Regions from separate parts of the Homo sapiens genome. Here all the other regions are linked to region 3. The links are chromatin contacts, found by Hi-C or POLR2A ChIA-PET in ENCODE. All regions are on one chromosome and are shown on one strand. Each heading gives the region's core, a stretch centred on a gene start or an enhancer-like site at or near the end of the contact. The rest is flanking DNA. Distances are from core to core; before and after follow the strand shown. Region 1 holds the start of MXD1 (MAX dimerization protein 1). Region 2 overlaps ANXA4 (annexin A4). Region 3 holds the start of NFU1 (NFU1 iron-sulfur cluster scaffold).

What was found. Hi-C counts contacts between places; a loop is a spot of excess contacts on that map. ChIA-PET counts read pairs that join two places held with the same protein, here RNA polymerase II (POLR2A). Pooled maps may share reads with other maps.
Region 1: a map of sigmoid colon shows a loop between it and region 3 (6-fold over the local background). The contact joins the promoter of MXD1 here to the promoter of NFU1 in region 3. A Hi-C loop is called at or near these places in 1 of 168 maps with a recorded cell type or tissue (sigmoid colon) and 9 of 50 pooled maps. POLR2A ChIA-PET finds 5 or more read pairs at or near these places in 7 of 52 experiments (CD4-positive, alpha-beta T cell, CD4-positive, alpha-beta memory T cell, HEK293 and 3 more).
Region 2: a loop to region 3 is called in a pooled map, with 4 times the contacts of the local background. The contact joins the enhancer-like site here to the promoter of NFU1 in region 3. A Hi-C loop is called at or near these places in 6 of 50 pooled maps. POLR2A ChIA-PET finds 5 or more read pairs at or near these places in 2 of 52 experiments (Caco-2 and naive thymus-derived CD8-positive, alpha-beta T cell).

Annotation. Positions count from the first base shown.
Region 1 is chr2:69,913,794-69,916,493 of GRCh38, reverse strand. It overlaps MXD1 (MAX dimerization protein 1), which reads right to left and starts at 1,385. Exons shown (of 6, transcript NM_002357.4): 1 at 1,091-1,385; 2 at 274-373. The coding sequence starts at 1,163. RefSeq lists a silencer at 782-1,011 and enhancers at 1,662-1,861, 1,962-2,071, 1,554-2,159, 2,172-2,221.
Region 2 is chr2:69,773,734-69,776,595 of GRCh38, reverse strand. The region is part of intron 1 of ANXA4 (annexin A4); the gene reads right to left. Among named protein-coding and RNA genes, the nearest start is that of SMANTIS, 24 kb to the left of the region's middle. Within about 2 kb of position 1,480, at least 6 of the 41 ENCODE cell types and tissues checked have a DNase peak (open chromatin) inside an H3K27ac peak, as active enhancers do.
Region 3 is chr2:69,436,057-69,438,972 of GRCh38, reverse strand. NFU1 (NFU1 iron-sulfur cluster scaffold) reads left to right here and starts at 1,538. Exons shown (of 8, transcript NM_001002755.4): 1 at 1,538-1,612. The coding sequence starts at 1,551. RefSeq lists an enhancer at 1,533-1,682.

The sequences.
Region 1 (2,700 bases), core at 136-2,635, 480 kb before region 3:
AGATTTTTTTGTTCCAAAAGGGAAGAAAAGTGAAATTAAATTTTGAATAAAGTTCATAAAGAAATGTAAAACATTTCTATTTTTCTTTTCAGTTCCCTCAACCCAAACAGAAACAGCTTCCTGCAATGGCTTAAGTCCATGTGTACATTACTGAATCATGACGGCCACAATGTAATTTTATAGGGTTATAATCACAACAGAAAACTTACATTCAGCAGTTTGTGTCACCTACAATATAATCTAAAAGACAGAAAGAAGTATTTACCAAATTACCTGCTACTGCTGTTATTCTTTTTGGATTTGTTCCTCCGTTTTAAGGCATCTCTGTCCTTGTTATTGTATGGTAACATGGAGGCATAACCATGTTCAGCTTCTAGAAAACAGGAGGATCCAGTTAATGAATGGGCCCAGAATATTTAATGCTCTCTCCTCTCTACAGTATTTCCTTTTTCCTTTATTTATCTTTAAAAGAATATTGTGGAAATAATTAAATGGAGTAAGGTGGAATTCTGAGAACAATGATTTAAAAAAAAATTGTGTGAATATCGTCAATTCGGAGCAGGTGTAAGGAGGATTCCAGCTGCTCATTGTTGAGAAAGACACAGTAGTGGCTAGGCTCACGCAGCCTGGGTTTCCCACTGGCTACATCCAGCAGGTTGGTGCGGGTTAAGTGGAACCAGCTCAGGCGAAGGTGCGGGGCAAGCACCGTGAGCCGGGGACCGGGAGGCGCTGCTCCTCTGCCCAGGAGACTGGGGCGCCGGGCCCACCTGGGGGCCGGCCGGGACCAGCCCGGGTGAGGTAAACCAGGGAGGCTATCGGAGGGGGCCCCGGCCACCCACTCGTGAAGGGCTGGGGAAGGGGCGGCGTTCGGGACCCCGGCGGGCGGCAGCCCCTTCTCCACCCCATTCATTGCTTTGGGGCAGCGGCGGCTTCCCTTCGGACCGCGCGTGGGGAGAGCCAGAGGGGTTGGGAGCGCTCGCGGTCTCCCCGCCTCCAACCACCCCCGGAGCGGCTGGGCGCCCGGACCTGAGGCCGGCCCCACAGGACCCCCGGCCTCGTTTCGAGTGGACCCCTCCCCGTCCCCGTGCACCTCTCTCCCGCCGCTCCAGATAGTCGGCCGCCTCCAGCAGCATCTGGATGTTCATCCGAACCGCCGCCGCCATTCTGCACCGGGGGCCGGAGCCACGGGACCAACCCCCACTGCCCACGGGCTCGCTGCCGCCGCCGGACCGCTGTGGAGCCCGCTATGGAGCCCGCTGTGGAGCCCGCTGTGGACCCCGCGGAGCAGGGCTGAGGGAGCCTCTCTGGCAACCACGCTCGACAAGAGAGGGAGGGGGCCAGTGAGCTGGGCACCGCCGACACAGTGACAGAACCCGGAGCAGAGCAGCAGCCGCCACCGCCGCGGAGTGTTTATCCCCGACTCACCATCTCCCCGCCCCCAGCCCCTTCTCTTGACAGGCCAGCTTCGGCCGCGTTCCTCATTGGGCCCCCCAAAGAATGCCCCGCCCCTACACTTGTGCGATTGGGAGAGGGCTTCAGGGCTCCACCCCGCAAAGTCCGCTCCTCTCGCTGGTTGGTCACACTTGACAAGGCCCGGGCTCCACCCCCTCTTTCCAACTGGTGACAGGATTCGCAACTCCGCCTCGTGCTCCTTCCTTGTTTCCCATTGGTTCTATACCAACAACCCGGGCCCCCTTTTGCTTTGTTAGTATTGGCCAAGAGCTGCAGAAGGCAAGCACCTCGCCGGTCTCCCATTGGTGAAGCCTTCGGAAACCTCCCAGCTACGATGATGTCACCTTTCTCCAGGCCAGGCGAGCCCTAAGTGGCTGATGGTCAGCAGCCTGGCTGCTCCTCACCGGGTCTGGCATTGGCTGGGAGGGCCGGTCCGGCGCTGGGCGGCGCTGATTCACCAGCCGCTGCGGAGCTCTGCTCCACCCGGCCTTGCCTCGGACCTGTTGCCAAGACCTGTCCCCGGGGAAAACTTCCGGGGACCTGCCAGGCGTCCATCGAATGGAAGGCTGGCACCTCGTGTCGCCTGGGCGCTCTGCCCCGCTTGGGTTCGGGGCCGGAGCCCTCGGTCTGGTGGCCGCGGCCCTGGAGGTTCTGGGCTTCGCGGAACTCGGGCTGGCGAGGGCCCAGCCTCGAATCCTCCCGAAGAGCGGTGCAGGCTAGTGGCCGGTGAGCCGGGAGCTAGGGCAGGCGCCACGTGGCTGCTGCGGGGCTTGAGAAGAAAAGCCGGCCGTTGTTAAATGCTCGCCGCTCGGCGTTTTTTCTGCCCTCAAGAAAGAGCTGGAATCGGGCTGCAGTATACAGCATTGAGCTCATGCGCCTTTTCCGCACCCCCCTCCACCCCCGGGAAGTGATGGAATAATTAATTACTTTCACGCGAGCGGCTTTTTAAAGCTCAGAGACTTCCTGAACCTACAGAATGGCATTAAACCCTAAGATTCTTTGCTTAAATCTCTTTTGGGGTTTTCCCCTCCCTTTTAATTCTAGATGAAAACACTCACAAGATTATTGTTTTTGTTTGTTTGTTTTGAAAGGGAGTTTTGCTCTTGTCGCCCAGGCTGGAGTGCAATGGCGCGATCTCGGCTCACTGCAACCTCCTTCTCCCGGGTTCAAGCGATTCTCCTGCCTCAACCTTCTGAGTAGCTGGGATTACAGGTGCCCACCACCACGCCCGGCTAATTTTTGTATTTT
Region 2 (2,862 bases), core at 231-2,730, 340 kb before region 3:
AAATTGTGGCACACCCAGTTGGTGTCCAAAGAGAACTGAAGAACTGCTTGATGCTTGATGTGGGAACCCCCACCCCACCCCCTCACCCATCACATCTGGTGCTAGAAGTGAAAAAGTGTTAAAGTATAAGGAAAAATAGTTTGTTTTCCTATACAATTGGTGTCAGAAGTGGGATTTGCTAGAATGGCCCTGGCTTGCAGAAATATGTGGTTTGGGAAGAGAAAGAACAAAAGGGTTGGGGATGAGAAACTTTGATTCCTGGGTGGCCACATGGTCATGAGATAGGCAGGCTGGTGGGTTCCCTATTTTTAAATGGTCTGGGCCAGGCATGGTGGCTCACGCCTGTAATTCCAGCACTTTGGGAGGCTGAGGTGGGTAGATCACCTGAGGTCAGGAGTTTGAGATCAGCCTGGCCAACATGGTGAAACCCTATCTCTAATAAAAATATAAAAATTAAGCTGGGCATGGTGGTGAGTGCCTGTAATCCCAGCTACTCAGGAGGCTGAGGCAGGAGAATCATGTGAACCCCCAGAAGTGGAGGCTGCAGTGAACCAAGATTGCACCACTGCACTCCAGCCTGGGCAACAGAGTGAGACTCTGTCTCAATAAATAAATAAATAAATAAATAAATAAAATAAAAATAAATAAAATGGCCTGGAAGAAAATGATAGAAGCCATTCACTCAAGCTTTAACTTATCTAACTCTCAGCCAATTAATAACAAAAGACCCAAGAAGCTTATTAACCACGAGTTCCTATTTCAGGGGGCTGGGGACTTCCCTGGAGCCCTGCATGCATAGCTAGACTTAAAGTCCAACCTACAGTTACCCTTCCTCATTTTAAGGCTAAAAATGCATGGGGTGGAGATTTAAAATACTAATGTTGCATATGATGCATGAAGAAGCATGAGTGCTAGAAAAGCCTCTCCTATACATGCTCTGATGTAACCCTTTCCCATGGAAAGACCCTATAAAACTAACCCACACACTATCCTCCGATAGCAGTCTGTTTCTTTTCCTTTCTCAGCACTGGCTCCCTTGTGCATGAGCCAAAACAAACTTTCTCTTTGCTGCTATGTATGGTGATTGCTCTTGATTTCTATCCTGGGTGATTACAAGAACCCATGGCATTGGTAACAGCCACTCATGGTACGGAGTAGCATACCATGCTGAGATCTGTTAGTAAAGGTAAAAGCTACCCCAAGGTGTTGGCTCACTGGAAGCATAAGGAAATGCAAACTAATAAGAAAAGGCGATATATTCAGTCCCTTGGTTATTATCTGTAACAGATAAAATAAAATTAAAAGAGAGTGCTGGGTCAGACCAAGCTCAGATTTCAGTGAGTCTGCGCTCTAGCCAGTAACTGCAAAGCCACCCACCAATGGCAAAATCATGCTGAGATTAGACAATATCACTAAGAACTCTGGTAACCAAGAAGGCAGTTTATGTGGGGTGGAAGGCAAACCATGAAACGATTGAAACCACAGGGTATAGTGTGAAGAAGTTATTTCATTTTGTAGATCAGTATCATAAACTTCCTGAAGAACCTTTATTCAAATGGGTTGTGTGAGTAACTAAGTGAGTGACAGTGTCTTAGGTTTCGAACACTGCAGAGTATTCAAAATGCTAGCATTCATGTTTGGGTTGATGCAGGACCCACAGCTCTCTATGGAGCAATCGCAGATGTTTCAGGTGGTCCAGACACATAGGAGGTTATTCCTGAGAGAACATCCAGCCTGGTGGACTGGACAAAAGCCACACTAAGGTCTGTTTACCCTGAGAAGGGGGACTGTTCCTCTCCCCTTATAAATGCCAAGTAGAATACCCCTGATGAAGCAGCTGATGTGCTTCATATGCAAACCACAGAGGACTGGCTTGATGATCATCGGGGTATTTGTCTGCTGAATATGCCTGTTACCCAGGTCATGGTAAACGCTGTGATTAAGGGGGCTCCTTTTGGCTGGACGCGGTGGCTCACGCCTGTAATCTCTGCACTTTGGGAGGCCGAGGTGGGTGGACTACCTGAGGTCAGGAGTTTGAGACCAGCCTGGCCAACCTGATGAAACCCCGTCTCTACTAAATATACAAACAATTAGTCAGGCATGGTGGCGGGTGCCTGTAATCCCAGCTACTCGGAAGGCTGAGGCAGAAGAATCACTTGAACCTGGGAGGCGGAGGTTGCAGTGAGCTGAGATTGCGCCACTGCTCTCCAACCTGGGCAACAAGAGCGAAACTCTGTCTCAAAAAAAAAAAAAAAGGGGGGGGGGGGGCTCCTTTTACATAAACACCTCATATAACCTTACTGCTGCAAAACCAAGGGAGTCTTATTGAATTTTCTCTCTCAGTTTCCCCTTATGGGTCTTACAGATGCTAATAAAAACATGAGGTTAGTTAAGAGAAGAATGGAGAAAGGCACAGAGAGTCACGGACTAGTCTTAGCAGGGTGGAAATTTTTAAATGGTTATTAACACATAGGGCAGGGTGAGATGGCTCACGCCTGTAATCCCAGCATTGTGGGAGGCAGGGGCGGGCAGATCACCTGAGGTCAGGAGTTCGAGACCAGCCTGGCCAACACGGTGAAACCCTGCCTCTACTAAAAATAGCAAAATTAGCCTGGCATGCCTGTAATCCCAGCTACTAGGGAGGCTGAGGTACAAGAATTGCTTGAGGACGGGCGCGGTGACTCATGCCTGTAATCCCAGCACTTTGGGAGGCCGAGGCAGGCGAATCACGAGGTCAGGAGTTCAAGACCAGCCTGACCAATATGGTGAAACCCCGTCTCTACTAAAAATACAAAAATTAGCCAGGCGTGGTGGTGCACGCCTGTAATCCCAGATACTCGGGAGGCTGAGGAAGTAGAATTG
Region 3 (2,916 bases), core at 289-2,788:
TTGATTGAGGGTCAAAAACAGAGCCTTGGACTGCCTTGCGGTCTAGAATGGGTGTGTGTGGGGGGGTGGGTGGGGGGTTGGATGGGGGAAGATCACTGGGTGGGGGGTTGGATGGGGGAAGATCACTAGTAGTTAAAAGCAAGTACGCAGCATTGGGAATGAACCAAACTCGTAGGAGGCACAGCCCACTCAGTGTGCGGGCCCGGGCGAGCTGCAGGCCTGAAACCCACCCACCCTCTTAGATGTGTCTGTGGGCCATAGAAATTACTAGGGTTGTCTTGGGTGTGGCCTCAACCTGTTCAACAACAGGTGTGCTGTTTCCATTCTGGAAACCAGTCCTCTGTCTTCCAGAACAGTGATTCTCAAATTTTAGCTGGCATCAGAATCCTGGGAAGGGTTTGTTAAAACACTACTAGGCAGGGTGAGGTAACCTAAGAGCTTTTGGAGGCCCAGGTGAGAGGGATCACTTGAGGCCAGCAGAGTTCAAGAGCAGCCCAGGCAACACAGGGAGACCTCTTCTCTACAAAAATACTACTACTACTACTGCTAATAAAAGCCAGGCACCGTGGCTCACACCTGTAATCCCAGTGCTTTGGGAGGCTGAGGCTGGAGGATGAATCACTTGAGCCCAGGAGTTGGTTTTGGTGAGCTATGATCGCACTCCTGCTCTCCAGCCTGGGCAACAGAGATAGACCCTGTCTCTGGAAAAAGAAAAAAAAAAAAAGCAAGTAACAAAGATTTCTAGTCCCCACCTACAGAGATTGTGCCTCAGTAAGTATAAAGTGGGGCCCAGGATTTCTAACATGTTCTAACGTGCATTTCTAACGTGTTCTCCTGCTTTTTTTTGGCCCCTAGTCCGCACTTTGAGAACCGTTGTCCTAGAGAAAACGGAATACTCCAGGAAGGTTCTGGAAGAATAGGTAATGGGCTTTGGCACTCTGCCCTGGAAACTAGTCAAGTCTCATGTTAATCGGAGAAGGGCAGCACTGTACCAGATACATCCTCTGTGCGGGTTGGTCCAAGATGACCAAGTGGCAGCTGACAAGCACAGCTATGAGGAAGGGTTAGACACAGTTCCACATCAGACCCATGGGAAAAGGGCAGGAGAAATGCGAGAACCTTTTAGAAGGAATGCTCCAGGGAGTCTTTGGGGGCAGTCACTGAGCTGGGCCTGGAGGCTGAGTAGGGTCCTAGAGGAGGGAATGGGTCAGGTTTAGGGGCTGGAAACAGCATTCGCAAGGCAGCACCAGCACCAGCTAAAAACCTAGCCAACAGGGAAAACAAAGTACGGAAACACGCATGCGTTCACAGTGCTGCGTGAATTAACCAAGCGTTGGCGCAAACGGGAAAGGTTCCCCGGCCTCTCTTGGTCAGGGTGACGCAGTAGCCTGCAAACCTCGGCGCGTAGGCCACCGCACTTATCCGCAGCAGGACCGCCCGCAGCCGGTAGGGTGGGCTCTTCCCAGTGCCCGCCCAGCTACCGGCCAGCCTGCGGCTGCGCAGATCTTTCGTGGTTCTGTCAGGGAGACCCTTAGGCACTCCGGACTAAGATGGCGGCGACGGCCAGGCGGGGCTGGGGAGCTGCGGCTGTTGCCGCCGGGCTGCGCAGGCGGTAGGTGACGAGCCTGGAGCTCCGAATAGGTGTGCCGCTGGGCTTAGCCAGCGGAGCGGTCGCCGCCTTGCAGACCCTCTCTCGAGGCGGGTGGGTAGTGCATCTGATGGAGCCGGCGGGTCCGCCCTGTCGCCGTAGTTGGGGGTGAGCCCTGAGGCTGTCTGTGCGGGAGCTCGGCGCTTCTGTGGCCTAATCCGGGCGGACTCTCTGGAGCTTCCTCTCAGGCTCAGAGACCCAGTTCTTGAGTCTCTGCGGTACGGAAGCTTGTAGAGACTGGCTGTAGAGCCAGAACGGAGGAGCTGTTTTAAAATCGTGTGCCTCTCCCGCCCCCAGGCCCTCTACCGGGTGCATTCCCTCCTCTTCTAAACGCAGAATCAGAATGTCACACAGAAGGGAAGAAAATACCTTGTCTCGTTTCCTCATTTTCCCAGTAAGGCCCTGAAAGAGGAGGTGACATGTCCAAGGTTACACAGTTTCTAAGTGATGGAATTCCGACGAGAACCAGGACCCCTAGATTCCCTGCACCCACCACCATTAAGCCCACTCTGTTCCCTTGTTTTTTCCGCCTCCCTGAGCCCTACCTTTGAGTTTCACCTTTCAAAGACTTCTGTGAACATTGCTAAGAGGACATTTATGTAGGTGTACCTTAATTTTACGTCTGGAGAAAATGGCCTACGGAGAGTTTGCCCTCTAGAGTATTAGACATTGTAGTGTTAATGGTGCTCTTGAAGTTTAAATGTATATCCTAAAAAGATTTAAGTTGGTAGAATTTTTTGTTAGTTACCTCCTGTGTTTGAGTAGATGTCTTCCTTGAATAATGTAATCCACTCTTACTTTAAAAAAACAAGACTTTAAACCTGTATGTTGGAATGTGCTTCCTCTTTATTCATTCTGCTGCCTTTTCCCTGGGCTGAAGGGACGAGAATATTATTCTTCTAGTGCATTTCCAAATTCCAGAGTATTCACAGATTTAGATACTGAGCTATAGAAAAAGGCATTTTTACCCCAAACCTTGAACTGCACTCAATTAGTAATTATTGGGCACCAATTAAATAATGGTAGCAGCTGCCATTTATTGAGCACTTACTGCATGGCCTGGCACTGGTTTAAGCACTTTACATGGATTCTCTGGATTATTTATGAGGTAGCTGTGAAACTAATCTCATTGTAGAGATGAAGAACTGAGGCCATTGTGCTAGCAGCTAGAAATGAAGATAGTTTCTCCCCTTAATGAGTATGCAGTCTAGCAAGAAAAATATATTAACAAATAATGACAGTCATGAGTGCTGTAATAGATTCATGTA